Regions from separate parts of the Mus musculus genome. Here regions 1 and 3 are each linked to region 2. The links are chromatin loops, found by intact Hi-C in ENCODE. Cell type or tissue: left cerebral cortex. All regions are shown on one strand.

Region 1 (8,000 bases), 53 kb after region 2:
ACCTGAGCAAGAGGAATCTAGTTTTATTCCCTTAGCACACAGGGAGTTGGAGTGTGGATGGTTCAGGGGAAGCAAAGGACCTTTGCCTCACAAAGTAACGGGGAAACAAGGAGACTGTGCACGATGCGGTCACTGACTCCCTCATATACAGCTCTAATCTGATGGATCCAAGGTCTCTCCTGTAGTCAGACACTGTGGTTCATGACTGAGCCTAGCATTAGTAGACACAGACGACTGGAAGTTTGATTTTGATGCTGCTCCAACCTCAGCTGCTTAGTGTGTTTGTGATGAGTTCAACCTATATAAGACACCATAGCAAAACGGAAGGGCAAAACTTAAACTAAAATTATACTATACAATCATAACTATAAGTTTGAACTGTTAATCATTTCTTTTACATCCTAAGTTTCTGTGCAGATAAGAGTTAAGCTCTGCAACTGTAAACTGCACACAGAATAAACATGGGGAAAGACGATGATCATGTAAGTTATTAGTGATTTGCTAGTAATTTCTTACATATAAATGTTACAAAATGTTCACATACAGAGTGTATTTGTTGAAAAAGAATTTATATGCCCAGTTAATTCATTGTATTTTCCCTAACGTTTGCCTGCTCGAACATTCAGATATGAAGTTGTATTATTATTAGACTTAATTATTAAAGCTATAATGCAATACAGTTCCTATGCCATATAGAGCAACTGTTGAAGGTCATAATTTAAGTGTCCCATAGTCATAGCCACTGCACATTACTGTCAGGCCATTGGCATCACCACCACCATGAAACACTTCCCACTAACAGCACTCACCTCTGCTTGTTTCTGCTCCCCATGACCATAAATCTACATCTATCAGTAGATACTTACCTGCTTTGGATATTTAACATATATAAGAGGCAGTAACTTTGTTCCTTCGTGTGTCAGGTTATTTGTACTGCCCTGTGTGTGTCAGTATTTAGGGGTGTTGGGGTTTTTGTTTGTTTGTTTTTGGTAAATACATATATTCCATTACATTTCATGGCTACAACATTTACCCATGTGAGGAACTGTCACATCCTCATGGTCATGGTAGAGCCACTTACTCTATTTCCCATTTCTCTGTTTTGTTGCTAATTTTTCTTCTGGTGATTTTGCCATGTTTAGTTTTGCTTTTATATTTATTCTGCGGTAATGCTATACTCGATTATGTCCATTCCAGGCCCCCTTCAACTCCTCTGGATGCCCCTCCTATGTAATTTTCCCACTCTCATGCCTTTTTCTAGCTCTCTTTTTAAATAGCCTTTGCAACTGCAGCCATCTTCTTCAATGTAGATGGGTCTCATATGCCTGTGACATGCTCTTCTGTAGTGACTAATGCTTTTCTACATCCTTGTAGGTGCCTATGATCTTCTATATATCTTCGGTACAGAAATATTTATTTTCTGTGATTTCCTTATGTGTGTTTTCATTTCATAATAGTTATTTGTTTCCGGTTTTGATTGGCTTATAGGGGTGTTTTTATTTTGTAATATTTCTTTAAGTCTTATGGTTTGGGTAGCTTGTTACTCTAAATCATGATCTTTTAAATTGAGGTAAGATTACTTTTTGTTGTGCATCTTACATGACCATCTATAATTTTAAGAACTACATAGGATCTTCAGAAGCTGGTAATGAAAACGTGATTTACTTTAAAACACAGAAATATCCAATATGAGCAAAGATTGTGACATGCATGAAATTGCCGTACATTAAATCTACTATGATTTTCAATTTTCTTTGTGATATATGCATTTGTATGCAGATGTGTGTGTAGACAGCTAAAGTCAATAGCTAGCATCATTCTGGATTGCTCTCCACTTTTTTTTTTCTTTTGAGAGAGAGTCTCTTACTGAACACAGGGCTTGCCAGTTTGGCAGGCCAGCAAGCTTCCTATGATCCTACTGTCTCCACCTGCCAGGCCTGGGGTCACAAGGGAATGCCACTGTGCCTGGCTTTTAAGCCTAATTGTGTGGTCAGCAAGCCCCTGAACCCACCATTTCATAAAGTGAATACAAATTAATAATTTTTAAAACAAAAATATCCAGGGCCCAATCATGATTTAATAACTGTTACTTAGTCAAGGAAATTGTGTCTTTTCAAAACTCTCCTAATATACAGTCAATATGAATCTCCAAACAAGATATGGATTTCTAGTCAAATGTCAAGGGTAATGTCAAGTGTGCCTGACATCGGTGGAAGTGCCCACTCCCAAGCAGGAAGTCTTCCCCGAACATCCTTAAGTTCAGTGGATCATATAAAGAGGACCTTTATATATTTGATTGTTAATTTATTTATTTCAATGTATTTTAAATGAAATAGAATTACATTTCTCCCTACTCCTCCGTCTCCTCTCTCCCAGGTCCCCTCCCTCAGATCCTTCCATTTCCCCTTAAGTTGATAACTTTCTTTTCTTTGATTTTTATTCAAACACACACACACACACACACACACACACACACACACACACACAGAGACAGAGAGACAGAGACAGAGAGCTATATATAAATATAATCTGTTGGGGATATGTTCAAGGCTGATAACTCAGCTTGGAAAACTAATATAGATGCTTATCCCTGGGAAAGGCTGATTTTCTTTCTCCTACCAGTCTGTTATCTTCTGGTAGTTCTTTGTCTCTAGGTGAAATACCACGATGTTCCCACCTCCTACACACACACACTTTAACATGACCATTGATATTGCCATTATTCCAGTCTTGATTATGCACTAAATAATCAGATATCCATAGGTTATAAAGTAAAAGAACCAAACCCAGTCTTGATATTTGAACACTGGTGTAGAAGGGAGAGGAGCCATTTTAGCTTTATTGCCTAGCCTGGAGCAGAGTGAACGATGCTTAGTGTTTTTGTGTGGACTTAAGGAATGTTCATTTAGAGCATGCATTCTTTCAAACAGAGCTCTGATTGTTCTGCTGACTGCATTAGACAGAAATCAACTCGGAAGCCAGGGCCCTCATTGCTCTAACACCTGGAATCCAGGGAAGGCAACTGTGGTAATGTGATTAGTAGGAATGCAAAAGGAGAACCAAATACAGGCTTATAGAGTCAACTGTCTTAACTATATTTGTACTTAGAAGTTGGGTCCATTAATAATACTTTTCTTATGTAATTATTTTATAAGTGCTAAACCAGACTGCCTTTTTGTGCTTTTTAAAAGGAATTTGAGTTGCAAATATTATTTGAATAAGTTTACAATATAGAAGGACATATTGTCATAAAAATATTTGAATATTAAAATCTAGGGTTTTTTTTTTTCATGGCAGCAAACAACAGATCTTATTGTATGCTGTCATAAAATTTTACAGATACAATAGAGAAAGTTCTGGAAGTCTAGTATATGGAACTTTCCTAGAATCTTTCTTCATCTGGTTTTCTGTTTAAGAAACAGACAAAAAAAAATTCAAAACTCACTTAGTATACAAAAATTGAGTTAGGTTAGTAAATTTATTTTTTCATATAAGGGCTCAAGGACAGAAAGATCAATCAAAAGAATCGAATTCAGGGCTTTGCCATAACACAGAAAACTGTTGTTAAAGTCATAGGTGAGAAATTATTTTTATATAGACAATTAAATATTTGACACAGTTTTTACACATATCCTCACTCTCAGTGAATGCAACACCATGCTCCTTTACACTTAGGATCAATTGCAAAAGAGGGAAGCTTAGCAGGCAGGACATTACACTGGTGTGTTTCTTAGTGCAATTTATTTTTCTATAGGATTAAACACCCTGAAAAGTGGCTTTGAGTTCAAGTTTCATGGAGCTAATTTAGATGTAAAAGAAGAGAAGGAAATTTTAAATGGTTATCTCACAGTTCCTATGCAGTCTTTCTTAGATGATCCATACGACCTGGTACAGAAACTGTCCCTTTGTGCATTTGCATGCCTTTACCTCTGAAGTCTTCTTCTAGTGCGTTTTAGAAAACCACCTGCACTTTCAGACAGAAAAGTTGCCAGACTTCCCGTGCAGCCATTTTGTAGTATTTGGGAGACTGAATTCTGTTTCATGCTCATTCCAGATTAGGCTACTTTATAAGTTTATCTCATCGAGTATTTGACTTTAGCTATTTTACATAGATAGCTTATCTCAGTTTCTAATTTTAAGAACATCTGTTACTTCCTTCCCAAGGATTTTACCACCCACTTGCTCACTGTTATCGCCAGATACAAAGGTTCTTCTTTTACACGCTCTTGCTTTTATTTTAATATGCTGCCTCTAAAGAATTGGTACTTACTTTTAATAACTCTAAATTGATAGTTTCCTTTGAGGTTAGATAAACTAACTTGTTACAACTTATAATTTTCAATGTTACCTGCACTAAACCAAATATTACTTCAAAGGAAAGAATTACGAACATTTTTCTAGTATTACCCTTATTTAATTATAGCCATGAATGCATTCCATAATTGTGTGGTGCCAGAATTCATAGTGAAATTGAGATGGTCTATTTAATATCTTTCATTAAAATGTATTAGAGTATTATTACATAGACTTCTAAACCAAAATAATCGTAGTAACTTAGTAGCAGTACATAAAAGAGATAATATATCTATTGAAAATTACAAGATTACTGAAAGTAACTAAAATTCTTGAGAGCTAGCACGGAACTGAGACTCCTGTCATGACCAGCATACGGTTTTCTGTGTGCAGACCTGTTTTCTAAATCCAGCTTTAACGCAGGCAAGTGGAATTATTTGACAAATTCAGGTTACTTTTGCTTCAAATCTGTTTCCCCATCTGTTAAAGGGGAAATACAATTTAATGCAATTTGAAAGATGAGCAGTAAGACTTTTAAATTTCTCAACCTTACATATTATAGATACATTCCCAACATCATGAGTGTTCATTGGGAACTTGACTTTCTAACATGGAGGCTGGCAGAGATTCCACTAGTGAGCCTTAGCTTGCTCCCTGAAATCCTTACCTGCTAAATATCAAGTCATAGTGATATTGTGCTCCCCTTCATGTGTTCGATCTCGACCACAGTCTGTTAAAAATAAATGATATCAGTGACATGGAGAGACTATCTGACATTTCTAAGCCTCACTGTTTCAAGAAGCAGTACCTTCTCTGTGTTCTCCCACTGTATCTTTTATCCTTGTGTACCGATGGAGCACGAAGCAAGATACAGTGGATCTTGATAAAGTAACAGTTTTGTGTGAGGGGGTCTGAGAAGTTTATACTAGACTCTTTCTTACCAGTGAACATCTTTAATAGGGCAAGATCAAATCTGCACGTGTCGTTAATTTTGCTGTGACGTGGTATTGTGGAGCTGCCCTGCTTTCTCTGTACCTTGTGTGTAATAGTTGCTATTGAGAATACATAAGGCTGCGCTGTGTGTCTTTGTCTAATGTGATTGCTCCCATTTCCCACTTGTGTGTACTGGAAAACACAGTTTAGAGGACCAGGTTCTGAGGGTAGTAGTGAATCTTACATTTACAACAAGATGAAGTGCTCTTGATTATCTGTATGTCTATAAGTTAAATGTATGCTGTTTAACATGCTTATCTTGTAAACAGCATTAATTGCTCAAATCCTAAATAATAATAAGCCTTTTAACACTTCAAAGCTGTATACAAAAATATTGAGCATGTAAACAAAAGCAAAGTATGACTCAAACTTTTAGGAAATATGACACCCTTTGAAGTATCAAGTACTATCCAGGGAATTGAATCAGATTTTTTTTCTTCTGAGTAGCACACAAGGAGATCAATCTAAACCTTCAAGTAGAGATTAAAACTTTAGAGCTTAATATGCTATCATGTGCCTTTATCCCCAGCACTTGGAAGAAAGAGGCAGGCTGCTGTCTACAAATTTAAGGCCTCCCTGCTCTAAATAAAATACATAGGACTACAGAGAGAGAGAGAGAGAGAGAGAGAGAGAGAGAGAGATCTCATTTTAAAATAACACACAAAAAATTAAAAATTTAAAATAGGTGTAAAATATTCACTAATGTTTCTTTAGATATATCTGTTTTCTCAATAAAACTCAAAGTACTTATGTATTATTTTAATAAATATAAAGAATGATATTTCACATATTTAGAGTATCCTTAAGAAATAGTCACGATGTTGAAATAATAAAAAAAATTTTCAACTTGCAAAATTTGAACTGAAGATAATCATGAGCATATAAAATATCTAAGAAGACTAATTGCCGCATGGGTACCTCACACAGTGGGGTCTGAGTGAGTGGCAGTAGCCAGCTGGGGAAGGAGCTGCAGCATCTATGGCTCTCTGCTCACTGCCTAGAGCAATTGCTGGCTTCCTGAGCACTACACCTCCCTGAGCCCAGGAGAACATGAACGCCATCCACTCCAGGGCATATATGACTTTCTCTGTAATGGACTTGATATTTAAGTGTTTCTTTAACAAAAATGGTTTGAAAATGGAGAGGAGCCTACTGTATAACTGTCATGTGATCAACTTGAGGCTTGGAGTCCCCGGAAATTTGGAGCAAAGCATTTCAGCCATATCCAGGTGGAAGTTTGTGTATCATTATTAGTGATTATGCAGTTCGAATGTTGATTTGAAGGTTCTCTGTTTTTACTTGAGACCATCAATGGACTCTTCAGTGTTCTAATATTTAGCATTGCACTGAGACCCGCTGCAAGTGCACATTTTCTCTATTGTGCAGTTGTACTTTTTTTTTTTTTTTTTTTTTTTTTTTTGGTTTTAAAATGTATCATGGTTTTCCCCTGTGACAACATGTTAAAGCATATATTAGGTCATGGGAAGTTTATTGTTCACAAAAGAGATACACTCTCTTTTTTTTTTTTTCCTGAATATCCCCTGACGTCACAGTCAGTACTGGCCCACTTCACCTTACTCTGTCCTACCTCTCTCCTCTCCAGCCTGTGGCCGCAGGTTCTACAAATCTTCCTCTCAGGATCTCCAGTGTTCTCGTTGTCCAACCCACAGCTTCTCTGACCGAGAAGGATCATCCAGGTGTGAATGTGAAGATGGGTACTACAGAGCTCCTTCTGATCCACCATACGTTGCATGCACGAGTAAGTTCAAGCCACAGAAAGAATGGCTTAGATCTCCTTTTCATTCATTTGCAGCCCTCAAAGGAGCATCACTTAGGCAGACCTCAAGTTTGAAACTTTGAGGGGAGGCCCTTGGTCCTGTGAAGGCTTGATGCTTGAAGGGGAATGCTAGGGCAGGGGTGGGGTGTGGGGGGAACACCCTTGTGGATGCAGGAGGTGGGGGTGGGTAGAATGGGGCATTTTGGAGGTGGAACAGAGAAGGGGGATAACATTTGAAATGTAAATAAACTAACCAATAAAAAATTTAAAAAAACATTTTAATAAATAGATTTAGTTAAATAGAAATGTTAGTATAACTTTACCTCTCACCATTTAAGAGGCGTTTACTAACACTTTACATATAGTATTTCTTAGAAAATATTACACATTACTGGTCATACAGTGGATCAAATGTGACTAAATAGTGTTTTCTGAATTAAAGTCTCGGTGATAAACAAGAACCAGTCTTCCATTTTGGTGCTTAAAAAATTAATGAATATTTGAGAAGCCCAAATAGCAGACCCACTCATTGCTATCAGTATCTCTTGAGCATAATGTGAATGAAGTCAGTGTGTTTACCTTAATATGGCTCAAAAGAAAACTATCACATAACTTTTTTTTCCCCTTGGGTGTGCTAACTTTCTTAATTTCTTAGAAGAAACATTGTGAACGGCTGTGGCAAAAATAGAAAGACAGTTGTTGTCCTGTTCTTGTTCAACATAAACCAAAAAGAAATGAAGCCTCTTATGGAGTGAATTCATAGAGGGCTTATATAACTTCTCTGGTAACTACGATTCAGTGCTTATGTGAAAGAAATCACGTTAGCTGTATTCTATTTTCATGTTCTTCATTGATGCTACTGTTCATTTTGTTTGTATACGTTTTTCTTCTTCTTTTACCTACTTGTTTATTTATTTTTGGCTTCCAAAGGGCCTCC
Region 2 (8,000 bases):
CACCAAGTAGGAGTCCTTCAGTAGATGAAAGGGGTATTTTAAACCGTTGAAGCTATCTTGGTGGCAATCTAGGATGTTGAGACCTCAGAGAAAATGTCGAAACCTTGGAAAATTTATTTTGACGATTAGAAATTGTTTAATACATATCATCTTGTGATTTTGTGAGTTTTTAAAGCTTAAAGAGTGATTTATATTTTTAATTCTGACTTTGAGCTTCCAACTTTTACCCTGATTGCATCTGTTTGGGTTAATAAGGCTTCGTGTTCTCTGTAACCAGTGTGCTTTGCCTATATTGTTTTGTCTCCTTCCAAGATTAATCTATGAAGCCTTTTCCATTTCTTATGCATCTTTAAAGGGCACTTAAGAGACTTTTAAGCATAATTTCTAAAATATTCAATAGACCTAATGTCTAGCAATACGTAAAATTTAATACATAAACTACAGAAGCGACGTGATTGGAAAAGAAGGAAAACTTCATTTCTTTCTTTGGTATAATTATATTAGGCAAGTTAAACAACAGAAGAAAACCGTAAAAATAGAAAAGAATCTGGGGGCTGTAATCTCTTTTTATCTACACTATCCCTCCTGTACATATCAGAGAGAAACCAGCACACATTTCCAGAGGTCAACCAGGAAGTCCGAGGTTGAACTTTTTGTCCATCAGAAATAAAGGCTGATCATCAATGAGTGTTTATTTTTCTTTCCTTTTCTTTAAAAATATAGAACAATAAAAGGAAAATCCATCTTAAAATATGACGTACTTATCTACTCAGTGTGACCCTTGACATAGATGATTTGGCCATTACATTTTTAAGATTTTCATTTTACAATGTCAACCACCTCTTGCTTGCAAAGTGTGCAAAACTGCCTAATGGAAAACAGATTTCTCCACACACTTTTTTCTTGTAGCTAGGATTGGGTGAATTCAAGTGGAAATGTTGGTTACATTTTTAGTCTTAGCTTTTTTTAGAAAGATAATTACAGAATAATTATGGACTAACTACAGAAAATAGTAAATGTTTGCCCAAGTAGAAGGAATGGCTATGTGAATTTAGTACCTGGCGGCTTTCTTTAGAACTGAATGTTATTTACACAGCGAAATGGGAAACAATTCAAGTAGAGCAACCTATGAAAGACCCCAGAAAATGAGAAGCATGTAAGTAAAAACGACAAGAAACGTTTTCTAAGGTCCTATTTTGCCTGAGAAGAAACTGAAGATAGAAGGAGAGAAGAGGCGAGCATAAAACAAAAGACTTCCTTTCTCCAGCCCCACTTTCCCTGTTTCTTTTGTCATAGGTTGTTGTGAACTCAGGCAAACATTGAAAGGTTTTCTTTTGGGGGGCGGGGGGCACTTTTGATTAATTTTATTTTTCCAGAGATAGGGGAGTAGTAGTTAAACATGCCTCTCGAGTTACAGAACAGAAGTTCAAACTTTTGAAAACAAAAGAGAGGAAAAGAAAAGAAAGAAAGAAAAAAGGCAGAAAACCAAAGTTATCCGACCTGCTGAGGCTGCTAACAAAAAAGTAAAAGGCGTTCTAAAAGCATAGCTCAGTTTCACTGTCCGGGTCGGGGTCGGTGATTGGTAGTTGAGGGAAGGCTTGTTTCGCCTATGCCGTCTAGAAGACGTTGAGCAGCACTGCTATATACAGGAGTGTAAGACGGGAGAGTTATTCTCGGGTTTATTCAGCTCAGTGAAGCTGCAGTAGCTAAAAGCCAAGTGCTCCCGACTGCACGCCGCTGGCCTAACGCGGCTCGTCCCCGCTTTCCCGGCAACCGATCTGGGAGGGAATCCTGGACTCGCAACCCGACTCCGCTCGGCGTTGATTGGCTCCTGCTCAGGACCCCGCCTCCAAGGTAGAGGCGGCCACTTCGTAGGGACCCGCCCCCCGGCCGTGGGAATCGCCGCCTAGCAGGCGGGCTGCGGCTGCCACTCAGTCGGAGTGGCGGAGGCTCTGGGTTCGTAGCCCCGCCTCCTCCCCCCTAATTGATATTATTGGAGTGTGGAGCAAGCGGCCGGTCTGCAGTCGGAGACTTGCAGGCAGCAAACACGGTGCGAACGAACCGGAGGGGGGAGAGAGAAATCAAACAGCTAAGCGTGGAGCAGACGGCCTGGGACCCAGAAGGGGATCGATGCGAGGAGCGCAATAATAACAACAATAATAACCCACTTCGGAGCAAACAGCATCTAAAGAGCTGCGACCCAACTGCAGCCTAAAAAAATCAAACCTGCTCATGCACCATGGTTGTTCAAACTCGGTTCCCTTCGTGGATTATTTTGTGTTACATCTGGCTGCTTGGCTTTGCACACACGGGGGAGGCGCAGGCTGCGAAGGAAGGTAAGGCCAGAGGAAAGCAAAGTTTGTTCTGACTTATTTATTTCGCTGTCTACCTGCACGAGCCGACGGGTCCGCGGCGCTGGCCGCCGCGCCTCCGGCGCCGGGCGACCCTCCCTCGACCCCCCGCCCCCTCCCCGCCCTCAGTTCCAATCGACCAGAGGCGACCGGCCGGGACTAGTCGGGGCCCCGGAGCTCCAAGGGGTGGCCGGGGACTGGCGCGCGCTCTGCAGCCGGGCAGCTCGGGGGGCCATGGTGGCGAGGCTGAAGGGCGAGCGAGCTCCTTTGCATCCGGCATCTCGGGTCTTCAGCTCCAACCGCCGCGTTTGCTCCTTCTCTTGCGGTCGGCCTGCCGTGGACGCCACAGTGAGAGTTGGTTCGAAACCTGGGGAGTGGAGCTCCGCGTCGCCCCCAGCCTCCCCGGAGGAGCCGAGACTTCCGTGGCTGCGAGCGCTCGGGCTCCCGCCGACTCGCTCACTGCGGCGGCGGCGGCGGCGGCGGCGGCAGCGGCGCGGGCCTGCGGTGGGCGCTCGGCTGCCGCTCGAAACAATGCGGCCGCGAGGGGAGGCAGCGCGCGGGGCTCGGGCTCGACCCGCCGCCGGGAGGACTGGCCGCAGCCGGCAGTTTGCACGGAGAGGCCACCGAGTGAGAAGTCTCCCGTCACTTGGCCCAGGTCCGGTACTCCGGGAGTCCAAGTAGCCAGTCCTGGCCTCTGGGGACGAGTTCTGGTACGCGAGGGGAGGCTTCTTTTGACCACAGGATACGCCTGTACGTGGGTATTTTTCCCTGCGTCTCCTTTGAACCATTGGCAAAAGGTAAAATACCTTTTGGTGCCTGTAGTTGGAGCTGGGGAAAAATAAATCCTGTCAAAGGAAGTGTCTTGCTGCTAAGCAGTGTCACAATACCGGTACCTCATCTGACAAGCTTGCGTTTCTAAGGTTGATTTCTTGGATACTTTAGAAGCCTGTTCGGGGGTGTGGAGGGCGAGAGATCTGTTAGATTTAGGTCATAGCAGTACTAAAGGGAGGGGGCATACTGGTCCTCGATTCTTTTATTCCTAAAACTTAAGATTTCACGCGGCTTTTCTTTATTCTCTTCGTCCACCCTTCTTCGTTAACTCAACATCCCCAACCCGGTACAGTACCCTACTTTGGAACAGCCTGACCTTCTGGCCCCACTTTGCACATCTGCAGTCTGTGTTGACGCTGAATCCATTGAGAGAAAAACGTGCCTCTGAGCTGATGGTTATGTCTGCAGGTGGACCAGCATCTGCTACACACACACATACACACACACACACACACACACACACACACACACACACACACATCAAACATACATTTCAAGCCTCTTGACTTTGGTGACCAGAAACCGACACCCTGCCACCTTGTCCCGATTCCTCCGGAATAGCGGGATCTAAGGAAAAGTTTGCCCCGCACGGCGAAGCGGCGCGCGCGAGCTCTGGCAGACTCCAGCAGGAGTTTGAGCTATAAATAACTGCATCACTAGGGGGAGAGGTGCCTGCAGCCAGCAGGCCTCTCTTGCTCTCCTCCTCCGGTGCTACGTGGAGAGGGTTCTGATTCTCGGAGCCTGAGTTCTTTAGATGCAGACAAGATGTTTAAGAGGCAGGTGGTAGGGAACGCGCCCGACTTCTCGGTGGCGACGCTCGGGGCGCTCCGGCGCGCAATCAGGCGGTGGCGTTCCCTGAGCGCTGCTACCCGGAGGTGGCCCGGGGCATCACGGCACCCAAGGAGCTTGGCCAGCAGCGCCGCGAGCAGGTGCGCGGCCTCTAGGGCAGCTGGGGTGGCGACCAACCTCCCGGGTCCCCTTTCCCGGTTCCCTAGCGCGGCAGGAGTGGCCCGGGAACGCTGAGGCTAATTGCGGCCGCTGCTCTCCATCCCGACAGTACAACCGCCGCCGCGCCCTCAGAGGAGGCGCTTCCCGAAAGCCCGTCTGTTCCTCGCGACTCCTGCCCAGGCTGGGCGCCACCCGCTCCCTGGAGTCCCAGGTCTGGAAGTGTAATGGACGCTAGGTTGGCGGGCGCAGCCGTCTGGCTGCCCCGCCCCGCCCCGCCCCGCCCTGATGCTCGGGCAGCGCTGGAGCCTCCAGGCTCACCGCAGAGCCGCGGCTCTGGACTCCCGGTAGCGGCCAGCTGCCCTGTGCCTTCTCCGGGGCGCGCAGTGAGGCTGACTCGGTACGGCAGTCCAGAGGGAAGACGGTCACGGGGCGATTGCATTCAGCACTCCAGAGCTTCCGAAAGCCTCGCCAGCTCGGTGGCCACCTTCTACTTCCTCTTGATTTGCCGGTTTCTTTGCTAAGTTGCCGGCCAGCAGGTAGCCGAGGGGAAAGGCATAGCAGGAGAGGATAATCTCAGGGTTCATTTCATTCTTAAGACTAACCCCAAAAGGTCATGTAGGTTTAAAATCCACTGGTTGTTGTCAATATAAAAGCTCCCCATCCCCCACAATAAATTCCAAAAGAGAGTTCTGTGACTTGAATTTGTTTCCTTGGGCTTCATCCCTTCTCAAGGTATTGTGAAACTATCCTTTCTCAATTGCTCTTCTGAATACACTAATCCAACGACTTACTGGTGTTCCAAGTTAGAACACAAATTGAAAATTTATAAGTGACTTGTATTTTTAATTGAAAGGGAGTCGATCCCTCTCCCCCACCCCCCCGACAATCTTAAATGCACTACACTAAAACCAGACTCCTGTTTTTGTATCTATCTGTTTCCATTTACTGGGGATAACTTTGACTCCTGGAGAAGGAACTGAGCGCATCATCTACTCTTCTTTTGTCTCTCAACACCCGTCTTCTTTACCTTTCAAAGCATAAACCTTTTAAAATTGGAGTCTGAATATGTTTCAATATTAAGAAGTTTATCTGAGTACATATTTTCAAGTCAAAATTTGAACAATTTCCTGGAGGTGACATTAAGCATATGTAAAGAATATTCACGATGATTTCTGGACCAATAGATTATTTGTGAAAATGCTGACAGTCAGGAATATTGTTTTAAAACACCAAAGCTATGTAGCTCTAAAATCAATTCGGTCAGTAAGTATTTTATAAGAATAATTATCTTAGAGTAACATCATGACCAACTGAAAGCATAATGTGTTATAACAGGTAACATTCTAATGAATTATTCCATTAATACAAATAATACTTTAATCACAATTTTCATAAATATTAATTATGTTTTTGGTAGTCTAAAGATGGAATACAACTCCTTGTAAAAGTCAGCTGGGAGCTTAACCCATCTAGAGAATAGCTAGTATGTTGAAAAATGTCCAATTTAAAATTATATATATATATATATACATATATATATATATATAATTTCAAATATATATATATTTGAAAGCTGATGGTTGTCTTGTTTAAAAGCACAGCTTGTAGATAACAGAGACTTGTTCCTCATGGTAGCATTGTTTAACATAGATTTAACATTTCTATATTCATATTGATAGAAGGCAAGGTGCTATGAGGGTTTTCCCCTTTAAATATTAAACCCCAGTTGTCAAGAGACGATAGGAAGTATCGCTGGTAGAATATTGAAAAGTGGAGCCAGGCTGAATAGTAGTGTGGGGATGATATCTTAGTAGGTTCGTGTCTTTAAATGTAGTGAACTCCCTGACTTCCAAAGATCTTGTATGTTATTACTGCACAACCATTGTACCTGAGCTTAGCTTTCTAAACTCATTTTTATGTTAGTTTCACTGGGAATATATTTTTTATACTTTAATTGAAGGTATAAACAAGTGCATGTATAATTTAATATGTTTCCCCCTCTAGAAAGTTTCCTATGCTTGTATTTTGTGGCTCTTCACTGCTTGATGCATTTATATAAGTCTTAAGTCATCAAGTAGCAATTTTATATAAAAAATAGATTTATCCTAAAATGTTTAGAGATGTGCTTAATTTTTTTTGTAACATTGAAAATAAAACTTCTCTTTTTCAGTACTATTACTGGACTCGAAAGCACAACAAACAGAATTGGAATGGATTTCCTCTCCACCCAGTGGGGTAGGTACAGACCTCATACAGTATGATCGTAGCTGGTCAGAGAAAGACAGGAAAGCTTCCCTCTGAGGGAACTATTCATGTCCATACATTAAAAATGCTTAAAACTTAACATTATTGTTTAATGTTTTGTTTTCTCATGAGATATTAGATTCTCAAAGTATAGAAAGTATACTTTGAACTTTGAGAAAGGAGAAAATAAAATAAATCAAGCCCAGAGTCTTTGAGTTCTTTCTGGGAGTCGTATCAATCATGCCTGTTTGTTCAGGTTATAAATGCTTACTAATTGCAGGGAACATTCTTTTCGCTAACTCACTTAAGCCTCTACAGTTGCCTTATGCTTCTGGGTAATGATCACCAGGTAGAACCTCTGTAATTCTTTAAAACAGTATGAAACTTGTTTTCATCTTCTAAAAATAGTTTTAACATTGTCCACAGTAGACTCCAGAGGGTAACAAAAACTGTAAAAGAATATTGAGACGTAAGATTTGCCATAAAATGTTAGCTTCTTAAAATTTGTGTTGTTATCTTACTATCTGCTGTTATTAATCAAAAATGATGGCTGAAATACATCCATATTACAGCAAAATTCAGCTGGAACGAATGGGACTTAACATTAAATAAGTCTGTCTAAATCTAAGAAGAATCTTAGTTTTTAAAACAATTTTTAATATATTCAGATAGATATATTTCTTAAGTTTAGTTCAACATCATCTTTATGAGTAGTTTCTGATGATGAGCTAGAACAAATTCTTCAATTCTGATGAAGCCAGTAGACTGTGAGAAAGAACCTCCCTTGCTACCTAAGTTTATCTTTAACACATGTGGAAATCTGGGGCTAAAGGTGCAGTAAATATGGATGAAGAAAAAAACACTTTCGACTGATTTTACCATAAGAACAAAAGTACAAAAACAAAATTATAGAATCAGTATAGCATTAACTAAAAAGTCACTGAGAAAACTTCCCATTTAATAGAATGAGAAATTTTAAGCATGCTGAAAATATTCAGAGTTTCTGTTACATTGAACTCTGAGAGATTTTCTCTGGGATTATATAGTGATTATCTGTGTTGGCCACCAGAAATTATGGTAAAGTGACAGATAATTTACCAATGTAGTCTAAAAGTCTAATGAACTAAAAGACCTCTAAATCTATTGAGGTACTTCCTTGGATGTAAAATATTTCCACTAGAAAATATACATTGTAGAAAGACGTTCATGGTTAAAATAAATAAATACCTTTCTTGCCAGTGACAGATGCAGCCCATTTTCTACAATCCATCAATTAAAGTAAATAGATTCAGAAGATGGTTTTATCTCTGAGAAGTAAACTGATAAATGATTGCAGTACTTCATCCATGTAACCTACAACATGATAAATTATGACTGTCAGTGTTATCTTGGGCTCAAATGAGCAGTTTATCAGTCCAGAGAATCTTGAGTTAAACTTTAACCATGTGTGTGTGTGTGTGTGTGTGTAAGAATCAATAATATGTGCAAGAAAATATGAACCCAAGGATTTTCATTATATGACAGATTTGTTCACATGTTCTTACATAAAGCAATATTGTTGCTGAGCAATGAGAAAATATTTTTATAATTTTATAAAAATATCATATAATATTTATAAAGAGCATT
Region 3 (8,000 bases), 520 kb before region 2:
AAGAAGAATCAAAATGAGAACACCACAGAGGTGTGATGGAGGGGCAGAAGGAACCACTTTTTAAAAGGTTTTAGAAATTAAAAATGTGGATTACAGAAAATACAAGACTTTCCCTTTAAGTGGCTCTTACAATTTTACCATCTTCCCTTCCACAGAGCTCCCTCCAACATGAGTGGAGGATTTTCATGAAAAACAAACAAACAATCAAAAACTGAATGTTTTAAATTTTTTCACAAGGAAGTTTAGGAATGTCTTTATTTGAGCTTAATGGGCCAAATGTACGCACGCATAATGCTTTTGTTTTCATTGTATGTCTTTTAATATAGTTCATATTAGTTTCTTTATGAGGCCAACTCTATAAATATGATTTCACTTGAGAAATGTGTTGATTTTAATGATTTGTATAAAAATATTGGCATATTATATAACTTTTAATTTATCAGGTTTGTCATATGATGCATGATGAAGTTTAAAATTATTTCCCAAACAGAGGTTGTCTGTATTGATCAAAAGCAAGTCACAGAGCATTTATAAGTGATTGCGAACTGACTTCGAACCACAAATCCATGTCCTACAATGACTCTAACATTTATTTCAATGGTTTAAGTTATAAGAATAATAATAATGAATGAATCAGAAAGGAAGGATGAGGTGAGATACATAAAATACTATATTACTTAAGAAAAAAGAGGACATGGAAGTATGAAAATATGTATAGTGGAAGAGACAATGAAGAGATTAGAAATGAAAAAATGTGAATATGAATTTGCTCCCAAATTACATATATTCACTTCCTCCCAAATTTATTTTACATTTTATTCATGAGATGTTAAAATATCTTCTCTAATATTTCTAAGATACCATTCTTTTTCATTTTGTAAAATATAAAAAAATGAGGACATAATTAAAAAGCTATTTGTTCTTCTCTCACATAAAAAATTGTTACAAAAATTGTACAGATCAGAAATTGCATGAATTTTACTTACAGGGTATATTTTGCTGATACTGCAATGCAATACATATACACTAATCTCATAATAAATAAGATTTATCTAACATGACTCCAGTCAACTATAACAATGTAGTTTGCTTCCTAAAGCCCATATGCACAAACAATTTTCATAATGATTACAGAAATGACTTCAGCAGAAAACAGTCAGGGATTTGAATGCTGACTATCATGTGCTACACATGAGATGGCACTCTAGTTTTCTATGATGTCTAAATCTCAGTTTCTTCAGTTGAAATTCTGAGTTTGTGTATGTGTCTGCTCTGAATAGATAGTGTTTCACCATAGGTGATACTGCTTCCAAAGTAGTTCTAAACCCCTCCACCAATCTTGGTTTATTTTTGTCTGTTGTCATACACTTAGAATTTTTTACCAATAAATACCACTATATACTATAAGCTTTGATATATATATATATATATATATATATATATATATATATACATATGTATGTGTATATATATGTATATATATATATATATATATATATATAAAATCTTTTGTGTGTGTGTGTGTGTGTGTGTGTGTGTGTGTGTGTGTGTGTGTGTGTGTATTGCTGCCGGTTTGCCTGATTTTAGCTGTTTTTTTTTCCCCAAAAGTGGTCTTTAAAATATTTGGCAGGTGTTATAGGATTTTAAAATAGACCATATCCCTCCCTTACAAAAAGGCAGAAATATGGTCAGGGATTTAGAAACAAGACAGAGTTCACTTTTTTTTTAACACTGCCAGAAACTGTCCTAAATGCATTACACATAGATTTATGTGAGCTTGCATGAATCCGTGCTAAAACGGAATACAGCAGATGGAATATTATTATTAATAGTCCTCGAAAACAATGTCTGAGAAATAACATTAGTGCAGGGAGTTCTTTCAGATCGGGGAGCCTTTGAAGTTAAAGCACAAACAAGATTCTAGCCTTTCCAAGTATCTACAGCATTATTAGGGATTGTGTTCTTAACCTTTTTGGTGTGTTTTAAAACACAGGATAAACAATCCCTCGGTACAATGGAATGGACATGACTAGGCATATTTGTCAAAGGGGATAATAGCGCAGAGTAGCCGCTAGGGAGAGTATGGTTAGAGTAGCAAACCAGGAGCCTAGAGTAGTGAGGATAGCTGGGTTCTAAGAATGCTGAGGAGCTGTGGGAAGGGGAGGGTCAGGAGCCTGGTGTAGGGCTTGGAGATGCAAGCCAAGTACTCATATGAAGGAACTGACAGAGCCTGGAGGCTAGAATGGATCTGCCTTATGCTGATAGGAAACACACATATATGTTAATTGGAGAGCCATATTTCTACTTTGACTGCTGGAAGGTAAATGACTTATTTTGGTAGATAGGACCAGGCTTCACAAGTTCCTGGTGAATGGTGGCTTGTATCAGACAGAAGTCTTATAGTCCTGATTAAGCTTGTTTCTGGATATTTGGACTGCCTTTTGGAGTTTGGGGGATTGGTGTTTCCTTTAGACCTGACAGTAATGGGCCATTAGTTATATAGCAGAATTGATTATAATTACAGTAAGGGTTAAGTTTATGGGAAAAGAGATTCTAGTTTGAAAATAAACACCTTTTCAGAAAAATTGCAACCTCACAGATGAAATCATTCTCTATCAACTAAAAAGCTTGCTTCCAGGACAGCCTAAGGAAAAGGGGATGGCAAATGCCTGTCCCTGGCTATAAGCTAAGCTGACATTGTGTGGGAAGGAACACAGGGTCCCTATCATTCTTGCTCAGGTCTGTGTGGTGAAATCAGTAGGGGGTGCCCTGCCCTCACTCTCAATCTCACTCCTCCCATTCTTATAACAGAGATTAACTTCATCTTTCCTTTTAAACAACAATAAACAAGAGCCCAATAATTGTAACCAATGTTATATGTAGATCTTCTCACTCTGTTTCAAAGTTCGTTCATTAGATTTCAGGGTAGAATTTTTATAACGTAAAACTTACATTGCTAACAATGAAAGTTATGAGCCCATGATGCAGTTAAAGCAGTTTTGTCTTTGTTATAGTTTTAAATATTTTCCTCATTGTGTGTGTGTGTGTGTGTGTGTGTGTGTGTGTGTGTGTGTGTGTGTGTGTGTTCATATTCTTTGGCACATCTGGAAATGTCATGACCACTTCTGGGAGTCATTTTTTGCCATTCTACCATGTAGGCACTGTGGAACGAATCCAGATTTTCAGTCTCAGACCCCTTTGACCACTGAGCCGTTTATCGTTCCCATATTTGTACATTTTTTTGATTAATGTTAAATATGTATCAGAATAAGATAGAAAGTAAACTCCATAAAGAAAATGTTGGTCCTTTTTTCTTAAATTTACCATATACTTGGTTGTGAACAGATACATGTAAAACAACAATGGGGGTTAAAGGATGAGTCTAGATAAGCAAGCACCTTAAACAATTTAGGAAATAGTCTACAAACTATACATGGTTAGGCAAGGACACAAAGTAAGCCTTTGGATTTGTAGCTCTGTAATCATAGTGCTAATCTTCCAAGTAGGCTGTGTGAACGACAGAGAGGTGGAGGGAGGCCGAGACAGAAAGGTACAAGAGTGTCAGGCGGGAGTTATACTCAGCATTCCATAAATAACTCTTTCCTCAGTGTCCCCTTACTCTCACTAGTATGGATAAGTAACATAGAAATTGCGTTTAGTTTTATGAATATAAATCAATAATTATTTAGTGAAAACTTTAAATATCTCAACATTTTAGGAGAATTGGTCTCATAAGCACAGCAGCCACTGAGCATGCGCTCCGAGGCCCTGTCAGTTCACCCAATCCATCTCCTGCCTCTGCTGTTTACCCAAGTGGCTCATGTTTCAACAGCTCCTTGGAAGTCTATATTCAGAATCGGAATGCAGCCTGAGAACATGTCTGTGGGCTGAGGAGTGGGAGGAAGGTTCACACTGTGATCACAGCCCAGTCTGTGCCTGCCTCTGCTCCAAGGACAGGAGCTTGCACTAAACCTGTATGGGAAAACCTGTGTGTTCCACAGCAGATGGTAGTGGGAGGGAAATCGTTTCTCTCCTTGTGTACTCCACGCAACCAATATTGCTCTTCTATGTGTAACAAATAAATGCGCTCCGCAGTAAAGTGACATAGAACTGCCCACATGAGTAAGTCAGAATGTGGGTCAGTGCCAACTGTTTCCTATACTGTGATTTTAGTCTAGAGAAGTATATTTTCACACCTACAGGGCCGTCAGCCTCAGGCAATTTCTCTGCATCAGTGGAGATTAAGTTCTCTTTAATTAAGAGATTAAAAACAGGGGTGAAGAATATCTTATTGCAGAGATGACTACAACCTTAAAAGTAACAAAACGTTAAATATCCAAACGTTGTAAAGTGAGAAATGCATTGTAAATTCTCTCTGTGCCTTGGCATTGGGCGTGATGTTTTGTGAGGCCCGCTCAGCTGACTTGCTAGCTGCACTCTGTAATTAGAGGCTTTCACTGTTAGAGACCCAAATAAACAACTCGAGACTTTTACTTGTGTGGGAAACTGTACTGAAACATCATTACCAAAAATTTTAAAACTCCATAGCAAATACTCATAGTGAAATATGACCAAAGGTGATGAAGAGTTACATTTGTAACATCAACTTACAAAACAAAACAAACAAACAAACAAAAACAACCAACCAACCAACCAACCAACCAAACAAACAAACAAAAAACCAACTTTGCCAGACAAGCTAGAGACAACTCATTTATGCTTTGTTTGGTCTCATGGCCTCAGGACTTCCCCAATTCGAGATTTAGAATCTCTTGAGACGAGTTATTTGCCAAGAGAGGAATCACATGTTAAATTAGACAGTGTTTGGGTTTGGTCTACATATTTCTACTATAAATAGAATGCTTTAGAGATAACGTTTTGAGCTATTCGAATAAGGTCGTGTCAGTAAGGCTGACTGCACAATAATGCTGGATTGACTGACAAACAGGGGTTCATTATAGATGGACACATCTTGAGGAACTCAAGCTATAACCGGCAATCTTTAATTGAAACTAGTCTCTTATCTGGTGAAGGTAACGATTTGTCATGCAGCTTATTCATTTACTGCTAATCACCAGGATTCGAGAGTCTGAAATCCCCGGCATTCAGAAACCTGTAAGAGGATTCGTGCACGTGTTCCACTTTGTGCGGCTGATTTGCAAAACAATGAGGCCGGTAATGATGCGAAAGATTGAACTGGCTCTCCTTGGGTCTCCTCTGTCTGAACTGATGGTTATTTGTAAAGAAGGCTCTTCGGAAGCCTGCTGTTCCCACAGGATGAGGAGCAGCCAGTCACTGGGTTGAGGATGACATCCGAAGTCAGGGATCAGAAATCAGTCAGTTAATAGCTTTGCACTTAGAATTGTCTAACTTTTTTTTTTTTTTTTTTTTTTTTGCTTTGTTAAAGGCCAATTTTCTAACACAAAAAGTCATTTTCACATCCTTGATATATCATAGACTGCACAGCTCTTTGAAAATAGCACCACTTTAAGTGATTTCTTTTTAAAGCAAGATAATTTTCTAAATATTTTATGCATCCAACCACTTTGTAATTTATGTTGATGTAATACAGACCCAGGAAACAAAAAAACAAAAAACAGTTCTTGTGAATCTAAAAAGCAATGAACACTCCATAGGGTAGTTGCGATTATGTTACAAGTGCTGTTATAACAACAAATTGTTTTAGGTGGGGGTGAATCAGCCTTTTCTCTCATTGCTAGAAAGGTTAAATTGGTGCTTTTTCCAGTGTAAAAAAGCTATTTTCAATATCCCAGGAAAGTATGGAAATATGTTTATTCTTCATGACTTTTCTATTTATATTACAAATAGATTTGTACTTAATTCAAGGTTTGAGAACTTAAAATTTTAACCAAGGTAAAAACTAAAGGAGTTTGAAGAAAATGCCAAAGGCAGTATAAAGTGGCTAAGAAAGTATTTAGAAACTGTCAGTTAATTATATTCCTACATAAACACACACACACACACACACACACACACACACACACACTATTCAGAATGAAAAAAAAAATCCCTTCCTTTTAAAAGAGAAAAGCCAAATCAGTGTCAAGTAGTAAACTGTTACCAATGGATAGAAGAGAGAAGGAAAGAAGGGAGGGAGGGTTGGGTAGGAAGAACGCAGGCTCAGGGAAAAGGGTGAATGATGGCATCTTCTTTTATATTCTAAGTAGAATCCTTTCATCTCATGGTTCCTTCAAGACTGTCTTTAAAGATACAGCTAAAAAGGGGTCATTAGCCATTCATCAAAACTCCAGACCTATGGACTAAACAAAAAGGGACAGACAAAAACAGAAAAGAAAAAAAAAGAATTCTATCATCACTTTCCTCCTCCTCCTCCTCCTCCTCCTCCTCCTCCTCCTCCTCCTCCTCCTCCTCCTCCTCCTCCTCCTTCTCCTCCCTTTTCTCCTCCTCCTCCTCCTCCTCCTCCTCCTCCTCCCTCTCCTCCCTCTCCTCCTTCTCCTCCCTTTTCTCCTCCTCCTCCTTCTTTTCTTCCTCCTCTTCCTCCTCCTCCTGCTCTTCCTCCACAGCATCTGGACTGCAGCTCCATTTGGACTCTTGTAATCTGCCTATTGTGAATTAAGAACATTTTTGGCAGTTTCTCCTTACTCATGGGGTGCATGATAATATTGGCCTGTGTGACACTGAGTCAGATCTGCTCAAATCCCTACCACTGCCAGTAACTACCATCACTGGTGAAGCAGGCCAGACTGCAGAACCAGAAACAGCAGCGGGTGCTGCATCTGCCAGGAGGGACCAGAGTTAAGAAGTGTGGATGACTCAGTGACAGTTCTATTGATTTTTTTACCCCTTTTAGGGGTGAGGATATGATGCAGAAGAGATGCCTCTGCAATGGGTGCCTCATGGCAAGGAGCTTTACACTGTGCTGTTATTTTTAGCTTGGTTCATGAAGTGTGAGGCTGTATTACTAATAATGCTGCATTGTTCATTTATAGATCACTGTTTGGGGACTCAGTTGCTGCCACCTGATTAAATGTGGATGCCAGGACATGCAGTTATTTCCTAATATAGTTTGTACTTATTTTCTAAATTGATTTTGAAAAACAGCATGAGTGTCTGGAATACCTTCAAAGCCTTAAAGCCTCCTTTGTTTCTAATCCTGTGACTCAGCATATGCCAGTCTTCAAAGATTAAGGACTGTTTTTTTTTTTTTTTTTAATATTTTCTATTTTGTTCTTAACTTAAAAGTCATTAGAATATTATTCTGTAATACTATTTACTATGAATTAAAATAAATTTACGAGTCACATTTGTCTCTGTTGATTGGATATGCCCCCTAGTTGTTATGTAATTAATCCATGACTCAGTACAAATATCTTAAATCAACCAGGAAATTCCTGTTGTTTCAACACTTGGCTACATATACAAAATGGCACAATTCAGCTTGCCCAAGAAGATATTTTTATTTTTAGCCAATTATAAAGCCAATACACTTATTTCATCAAAAAACAAATTCGTTTTTATGGAATAGCAGTTCCTAAAAACTTTATTTTATTTTGGTGAATGAACATTCTCATCCATTGTCTTTTGTTGTTATTTCATGAGTTTTCTTCCTGCAGTAGATCAAAATACTTGCTAATGTTACTTCACTAATATCACTGCCTTGGGTCACTAGCTTTAGTAGTGAACTTTTATTTACAGTCAAACATTTATAAAATAAATGATAGATTGATTAGATTGATGGACTTTCATCACTTTTATCACACCATAAAAGTTAAAAACACTCAATATACTCTCCTTTAAATACTGTTCATTGAGTTCAACAAACATCTTACCTTAAGAAAAACAAACCTAGCCAGGATTGGTGGTGCATGCCTTTAATCCCAGCACTCGGGAGGCAGAGGCAGGAGGGTTTCTGAGTTCGAGGCCAGCCTGGTCTACAAAGTGAGTTCCAGGACAGCCAGGGCTATACAGAGAAAGCCTGAAAAAAAACAAACCAAACCAAAACAAAACAAAACAAAAAA

What was found. Peaks named below come from ENCODE experiments on the same cell type or tissue, not always from the same donor. Only the 100,000 strongest peaks of a DNase experiment are listed, where the experiment ranks them.
Region 1: it touches region 2 in a loop (6-fold over the local background); 3 of 42 quality-filtered maps call a loop at or near these places.
Region 3: a loop joins it to region 2, with 2.4 times the contacts of the local background. A loop is called at or near these places in 3 of 42 quality-filtered maps.

What each region holds. Positions count from the first base shown.
Region 1 is chr4:28,863,668-28,871,667 of GRCm38, forward strand. Epha7 (Eph receptor A7) reads left to right here. Exons shown (of 17, transcript NM_010141.4): 4 at 6,890-7,045; 5 at 7,994-8,000. Among named protein-coding and RNA genes, the nearest start is that of Epha7, 55 kb to the left of the region's middle. In left cerebral cortex, no CTCF peak of the experiment used is centred here; no DNase peak of the experiment used is centred here.
Region 2 is chr4:28,811,145-28,819,144 of GRCm38, forward strand. It overlaps Epha7 (Eph receptor A7), which reads left to right and starts at 1,987. Exons shown (of 17, transcript NM_010141.4): 1 at 1,987-2,336; 2 at 6,301-6,365. The coding sequence starts at 2,240. In left cerebral cortex, CTCF peaks have their summits at 3,158 and 3,861; DNase peaks (open chromatin) are centred at 1,870, 2,705, 3,200, 3,803 and 1 more place; H3K4me3 peaks cover 5,399 bases; H3K27ac peaks cover 3,035 bases.
Region 3 is chr4:28,295,156-28,303,155 of GRCm38, forward strand. All of the region lies in intron 2 of Gm52725 (a long non-coding RNA gene), which reads left to right. Among named protein-coding and RNA genes, the nearest start is that of Gm25378, 66 kb to the right of the region's middle. In left cerebral cortex, no CTCF peak of the experiment used is centred here; DNase peaks (open chromatin) are centred at 2,734, 3,941, 5,056 and 6,739; H3K27ac peaks cover 1,321 bases.